2 separate regions of the Homo sapiens genome follow, and region 2 is linked to region 1. The links are chromatin loops, found by intact Hi-C in ENCODE. Cell type or tissue: PC-9. All regions are shown on one strand.

Region 1 (4,000 bases):
CAAAAACGATCACGAGCAATGCTTTTTGAGATCAAGAGAAGAAGAAATCTGTCTGTTCCCTGTATGAGCTCCTTAAGAGTGGCCTTAGGGAATACAGGAATCTGTAAGGGTTATAAGGGTTACACAATTTGACGTCCACAAAATTAGAGAAGCCCCAGGCACTGGAAGATCCTTGTCCCTAAAGAGGAGTGACATGAACTAGGAATAAGATATAGGGTTCCCTTAAAGGGCCCTGACAATACTTCAATTCACTTCATTGGCAGAACCTTTTCATTCATCCTGTATTATGTAAGGACGTTTTAAGGTGTGTGTAGTCGATTTATTAAATGTGCTAAATTCAATGGGATAGAAATAGGACAAAACCTTATTTTTCCCTCTCTCTTTGCCTCCAACAGGCTCCATCAGATCTCCCTGTCCTTCCCCTGTCACATTTAGGGCAGATCCTGTAATTTTCCTTGCTTTGCTTAAAAATGCCTTCATAGTGTTCATGAAGACCCATTATCAGGTGTTAAACTGTGCTTTTCAATCTATATTAGAACTTCAATATTGAATCCAATTTAAAGAACTTCTTTTCCACTGATCAGAGCTGACTGGCTATTTAGAGACCTGCAGGTGGAGAGCAGAAATGGTTTGCTCTTTTCACTCCTCCTTACTCATCTACTCCAATCCCCCATCTTTGCCTGGATCCTATGGTATTAAGACAGGGAAGAGGAGGTCAAGGGGAAGGGGATGATGTCTCTTCACTTGCCTGGAGCTGTTTGTCCCATCCCTAGCTGCTGATGCCCTTTTGCGGGGCAAGCATCCAAACGGTATCTTTCTTACTGGGTGCATTTGTGGATTCTTTAGATACCTTGTAGGAACACCTGCATTTCACATTGCCTTGTGATCCCCTTCAATTCCTGTGCTTGTTAAACTTACAGCCTCTCAGTGCTGGGGTCTCATTTGAGGAGGTACCACTTTTGGGCCAGGAACCTTCACCAAGGTTCATCATTCCCATGGCATCCACGTGGCCCCTTTTGCCCTATCAATGATAGGAATACCAGCTTGCTATCATAACTTCCCACTAATAAGGCAAGAGGACTCTTTGCTCTCTCAGACTCTGAAGGTAGGTGTTCATTGCTGTAACAGTGAAACAGCAAGAGAACTAACATAACTAACTCCATTTTTGTTTCAGGGACCTTTACCCATGCCTGCATGTAGGCTAGGATAATTTTAGAGCACTGAGATATTACGCAAAAACGGCAATCATGTAGTTTTAAAAACTAACTCTGGGATTAAAGGAGACTTATGTAAACAATTGCATGAAGTTTTGTTAAAGATTTATAGGAGCATCATGACCTGACCGAAGACAAGAAAGTTCCCCGCCTCCTCAGACCCTCGCTGGTGCCCGGATGTCTGAGGTCATTGGTCACCTCTCCATCCCAACCCCCTCCTCCTCCTCCAGCATTAACATAAAAAGGGTACAATTTGTACCGACTTAAGATGGTACTTTAAGATGCAATTCCATCATCGTCTCGGTTTGCTGGCTCTCCGAATGAACATGCTTTTCCTCCCACCAATTCGTGTCTCATGCTGGGCTTTTGAGCAGTGAGCAGCTGAACCTGGGTTTGGCTACATTGCTTCCTGAGTTTCTCTCACCATGTCACTCCCCTAGGGGCACCAGGGTGGGTCTTCTGGGACTTTGTGTTCAACCAGGAAGTGGCTAAGAAACAGACCTAACTTCTATAGGATAAGTAAAGGACCTAAGCCTCTTGGAGACGGCCTTTCCTTGCCTAGGGCATGTGGGAGAAGGAGCTATAAAACTCTACTCCCGTGAATTTCCTCCCTCTAGTAAACACTCTTTTTCTTTATAGCATGGGTTGCTGGTGAAACAAAGGCCAATGGATTGTCATGGCATTTTTAATGTCTTACAGATCTGTGTCTGGCACTTCTTTAAATTATTTTGGTACTAAATGCCTATTTCTTGTGGCCTTGAAATTCTATGACATATGAAAATGTTAATTTTCATATGTCATTATAGAGGCAACCACAAGAGGGCAATATTTCAGCAGCCGAAACAAAACCCTAGGAGAAGATGGCTGCCTTCCTCGGAGTACACCGATGTTGCTCAGATGCCTTTGGTCTACCTAGGTTGAAAGCTAGATAGAAAGTTCAGAATTGGGACAAGGTAAAGGGTCACATCAGGAAAATGCAAAGACGGGAAGGTGTAGCAAGACAGCAGCACACCAGTCTGGCAGACAGACAAAGACTAGAAAATTTGGGAAGAAATCTGCAATTGAGAAATGGGAAGTAAAGCACTCTTTTCTCACCTCTACTCTTACCCTACAAACCTGCTCCAGGCTATTCCACTCTGTGGTAGGCTGAGTCTTCCAAGAAGGAGACACCCAGCAGGATCAGAAGTCTGAGCAATTTCTTTGGGAAAATACAGAGGGAGAAGAAGGAAGAAGCCTGGCATTGGGAAGGCAGCGAGAGCCATCAGATAGTGATGGGGGCGTGAGCATTATGAAGGAGAGAGTCAAGGTGGGAAGACTGAGTGGAAGAGTCTGCGATTGCAGTGCAGCTCTAACAAAGTCCAACAAGTGCACCGAGTTCTTCTTGAGTTTACATTGCTTACCTGAGTGGCTCCCTGCCAGCCACAGTCATTAGCTAGGAGCAGTCTGTGGGAAGCATGACCTAACTAAGACATGAGAAGGATTTTGGAGCATAGCAGCTAGGGCTGCCAGTCAGCTATGCTCCCTGTCGTTAGAGATGTGAGAGGGGCATTTGCAGGGCCACTGCACACCCTAAACAATGAGTGAATGAATGAACGAATGCCCTTTTCTTATCCTTGTTTAACCATTACGTTACCATCCAATCTTATATCTCCTTTCCTGCAAAGCTTTTGAAATACAAGTACATACCCACTGTTATTATTTCCATACTTCCCATGCATTTTTTTTTAATCCGCAGCAAGTTGGATTCTCCTTGCCACTGTCCACTGAAACTGTTCCAGCCAAGCTGATCAGTTTTCACATGCAAACTGACTTCCCATTTATTTGCCCTGTTTCCAAGGACTGCATGAATTTGGAGCTCAGAAATAAAGTCAATTGGGGAAGATAATGGTGGATAAGAGATATTTGAACAGCCAAAAATGTGAGAGAAGGAAGGGAGATAAAGCTTTGAATATTTTATAAAAGAGGAGGAAGAAAAGAAGAATACTGAGAGGTTAAAGAAAGTGTGGACTTTAAAAACAACTTCTGGGATATTGAAAAATCTTTTCAAACAGGCGAATCAGGCAAACCCAGGGACTTTGTGATCATATGAAATCGAAGTGAAAAAAATAACCAATCAAATCTTCCATCTTCTGGCTAACTTCAGATTTGCCAGAAGAGGTCAGCAAAGACATTAACATCAGTCTTTGCCCTCCCTCGAGGCAGGATGGTGGGTTAGAAAGTGCTTTCTGCCACTTTGCTTAGAATTTATGCAGGGCTTCCATTATCCATACCCCTATCTTTTTTAGGCCCTCTTTCCAGAGTTTAACAGCTGCCTGAGCTCCTGGTGAGAGGATGGACCAATCTAAAATAAATAATAACACACATACCCTTTGTCTTATGTAATGACAGATCTTCAATTTAAATTTATGTACTGCATCTCTATGTAAACTAATTAAAATTTCTGGCATGTTAGCCTATGCAATTAGACAAGAGAAAAAAAATGCAGGGCCAAGATGTTAAAAAGGAGGAGAAAAAAAGATTAACATGAATTTTAAATAATTTGTTTATCTGGAAATCTCAACAAAATAAAGTAAAAAACCAATGTGGCTGGGCACAAAATTTATATTGAGAGTCAAAAGACTTCACATATAAAACACATTAAGTTAGAAAATATAATGGAAGGAAAGAACCTCATTTACAAAAGCAAAAGCAAAGAAATATAACATTATTAGGAATAAGCTTAACAAGTAAAGATTTACATTTAAACTAGATTGACATTTAAAAAAATGCTCCTGAAAGACACAAAA
Region 2 (4,000 bases), 510 kb after region 1:
TCAAGAATAGACAAAGCTACTCAACAGTGATACACATAGAAAAGTTTTTATCCCTGGGATAGAAATTGATTAGAAAGGAGCATGATGACACTTTCTTGAGTGACGGAAATTTTTTTTATAATCATTTCAGTTACTATTGCACTGGCGTATGCATTTGTCAAAATGTACCAGGATGTCCTTCTATTAATATTTGTGTTTTACTCTCTATTAATTATACCTTAATAAAAAGTATTACTAAAAATTAAACAGCTAAATTGCATAAAAGATGGGAGTCATTTACAAATGTATGCTTGTATTCTGCACAGCCCAATTTAAAAATGAATCACACAAAAAGAAGAAAAGACAGGAACACACATAGCTGTGTAAGATTTGGAGAATGTGAGAAGTGCTCAGTGACTGAAATAGACAACATTGAAATTTGGCCACAAAATAAGCTCAAGTGATGAGTGGGCTGAAAAACAAGTGAGGATCAATATCAAGGAAAGCTGTAGACAAACAAAAGCTCTCTAAAAATATCTTCATATGCTGTTGAAATCATTCTGAGAACCATGAGCTGCTATCCGTTTCATAACTTGGGAAATTGGGCATTCATCAGTCTCACAATTGAGACTTTCATTTCTTTTTGGCTTTCAACAGATTGGCCAATTGGTGAAGTGATTTTTTTGCCCAGCAAGCAGCCTGCTCCCCTCTTTGTGAGTGGGGTCCTGGGACACCCGGCCCTCCGCCTTTGGCAGCCTCACAGAGGGGAGTTGGGCACAGCGCAGACACACGGGGTTCCCTGCATGTGGGGTTTGCAATCCCTGTAAAGCCCAGCTGTGGATCTCCAGTCCTGCAGTTAATGGATCCCAACTAAAAAACCTTGCGTCTAGGTGTCTGCTCTACCTGTAAGTGCTAAAGAGGGATAGAGGCTGGAGAAAAATAAAATGTTTGCTCAATATTATTCTGTAACATTTTACAAGAAAATAAATTGAGGAGTCCATGCATTTTCATCCAAGCCAAGGTCATGAGGATAATAGCTGAATTTCTTCCTTAATCTACCCTGAGAAGACTCAAACACTGTTCTATGCCCACAAATACTTTAGTAGTGACTTATTTATAGTCTATTTTTGATAATTCTTCTAGTCAATTATATTCAGCTCTAACAGCACAGTTTGATGTGTCTACTAACATTTTCCTTCAGTAGTCTGTTTACTTAGGTGTTTTAGAACTTCTCAATATTTTTTGCCCTCCAGAGAACACATACTTGGTGTCCAATGGAATCTCAGCCAAGGTGATGTTATCAGTAAGACTTATGAACTTGCAGAATCCCAGATCACTCAAGCAGGTTAAAGCTGTTGCCTGGTCAGACAATTTCCAATGTTCCTCTGAGGCATTTGCTCCTCTGCACCCGCCCCTGATACGAAGGCAAAAATTCTTCAACTGTAGATGTCACTAAAGATTACAGGGACTTCCCGCCTCTTGCATAGCTGTAGGTAGCCTAGCAATAACTGAAAACTGCTGCAACATCTGCATAATATGGGATCCAAGCCCTAATTTTTCTTAACCCTTTCCCTCCTAGACTGCTCGCCCAGACTCCCCAGAGCCCAGTGGACCATAGTGCCATCTTGTGGCCAATAAGTGAAGTTTCATCATTATTTCTTCCGCTGGGAAGTGTCTGCTGAGTGAGCCGGCAGAATATTCCACAAGTGCCGTCCCGCAGGTGTTATGAGCAGCTTCCCTAAATCATCATACCAACACTAGTTCTAACCCTGACTATTGCTTTCAGTTACCAAAATCTTAATATCCCACCGTCATTCTGAAAAACTCTTAACAAATATCTCCAGTTATAGTTTAACTTTTTCTCCCTTAAACTACCATCTAAAGAAAGAGGAATAGAAGGAGAGGAATGAAAGAAAATAATATTTGGTTTTAAATAGTAAGAAAACACAGACGTTGAGGTATAAAGAGATTATTTAATGTGAATCACTAAAGATAAACAAACACATCCTCCTAAAATGACAATGTTACCCCAAAAGTATAGATCAGCAAAAGATGAAGTCAAATGTCTATTAATAAAAAGTAAAATTGAAATATATAAAATGAAACCTCTTACAAGGCAATAAGCAATGGTGGAGGGAGCAGTACCTAATGTAGAAACTAAGGATGGATATAGCTAAGACTAGCAAAGGGGCTGCTACAGGAAATGATCAGCTTGTACAATGCACATCCACTGATCTGAGCACCAAACACGGAAGAGATGATTCTGAAACAGGCAGAGGAGCAGCGGGAGATGAGGACATGCTGGTACAAAATAGCATCATAAGGAAGCAAATCAGCCAGGGGACTGTGGATTAGATAACTGTGCTTTCTCCTGTCTCCTGTGACAGCTGAACTGGACCATTTTCCTCTCCAAGGATTTGTTCCCGCACCCTGAGTTAGAGGACCCTGGGATTTGCTCCTCCTCAGCTTCCCATGGATGAAAATCCCTCTCCCTCCTTGTTGAGCATGGTCTGAAAGAGAGGTCATCTCTCCCTCCCCTTCAATCTCACAGTATTGGGGATTGGCACAGACTTCTCAATTGGCATCGGCCTCTCTCAGGGCATGCTCACATGCCCCCTAACTGTGACTTTTCATTTCCACTAGACTGAAAGTTAGATGTGGGCAATGAAACTTAACACCTTTATCATAGGATGCATAAGTAACTGCTTTCAAAATTATTGTTGTTTCTTTCACTGCCTTGGGTTATATCTGAACAGGAAAAAAAGGCACAATTTCTTAATGTGACTTAACCACAAAAACCTTCCCAAGTGCCAAGAACAATATAACTGTAAAGGGATTGCTGTCCTAATTGGTGAGATGGCCAAATAAAACAAAAACAAAGAAAATGTTATCAAATACTTTAATGGAGACCCAGAATCCCAGTCCCTCTTATACAAACATCATTGCATGGCCTCCCTCTAACTAAGAGACAGGCAGAGCCATTCCTGTGCCCTGCACCTGGCAGGAAAGCCCTGCTGGAGCCTGTTGGGAGCTGGTGAGGATGAGCCTTGGTGATTCTGTCCCAGAGCAGGGATTCTCAGGGAACTCTGGACAACTTCCAGGGACTGAGATGGAGAGTGGCCACACTCTGTCTTGGAGAGGAGAATACTGAGGGCATGATCCTTCTGACCTCTCAGCCTAAAGTAAAAGCAGAGTCATTCCTGACTGGTGGGGAGCTGCTTAGTCTCCAAAGCAAAATAGTCCTTGTTTCAGGGTCTGTCGGTGACATAGAAGAATAGCGGGGCTGTATGTGGTTCACAACCCAGAGTTGCTGCTTGGCCATCTCTGTTCCCAATGACTCCAGCATCTGAATATTCCATGCAAGGAAAGATAATTTGCAAATAATGAACTGGTTCAGTGATACCTTTAGTTACATTCAAAATAGTTGTCATGTTCCAGACTGGCATGCTTGTAGGAGACACAGAGCTACAGAGCAAGAGAATTTAGAGGTCGAATAGAAATAGGTACAATTGAGGCCCACTTAGATGATGGCTTCTCAGAGCAGGAGTAGAGGGGAGGTGAATTCTGAGCCCTTTTGGCCCCACAAGAAATGGCATAACAGGGACATCAGAAAATACCCCAGGGATATGCTGCTATACTGGGTGTCTGTGAAGGTGGGGGCATGGCTGGTAGCATTTCCCAATTTGTGGTGTACCAGCATACCCACCATGACAGACTTCAAGCAGCCAACATGGCTTCACTGAAAGGGGAGCTGGGAAGAGTAGTATGCCTATTTGGTTCTTCTGAGTCATTCAAGCTGGCTCCAGCACATCCCTAGACTCAAGAGCAAAGCTTTCAAAGTTCTTCAATGCTTCCTGCTCAACACACTAAAAATGAGGCCACAGCAACTATAGCACACCTCATTGTTTTCATGATAGGATCAGTGTGTGATCCTGAATCTTGGAATGGACAAAGGGATGTTTGTGCAGAGAAAGGATTTCTGAGTCCTCTGAAGCTGCCGAGATCACAGAGCAAAGAGTTA

Evidence for each region. Peaks named below come from ENCODE experiments on the same cell type or tissue, not always from the same donor. Only the 100,000 strongest peaks of a DNase experiment are listed, where the experiment ranks them.
Region 2: a loop joins it to region 1, with 13 times the contacts of the local background. A loop is called at or near these places in 1 of 110 quality-filtered maps.

Annotation. Positions count from the first base shown.
Region 1 is chr7:143,001,678-143,005,677 of GRCh38, reverse strand. No RefSeq gene overlaps it. Among named protein-coding and RNA genes, the nearest start is that of OR9A2, 23 kb to the left of the region's middle. In PC-9, CTCF peaks have their summits at 1,823, 2,039 (motif pointing right) and 3,394 (motif pointing right); no DNase peak of the experiment used is centred here; H3K4me3 peaks cover 624 bases.
Region 2 is chr7:142,494,297-142,498,296 of GRCh38, reverse strand. It overlaps TRB. Among named protein-coding and RNA genes, the nearest start is that of MIR11400, 22 kb to the right of the region's middle. In PC-9, CTCF peaks have their summits at 169, 1,410 and 1,613 (motif pointing left); a DNase peak (open chromatin) is centred at 1,366; H3K4me3 peaks cover 398 bases; H3K27ac peaks cover 1,853 bases.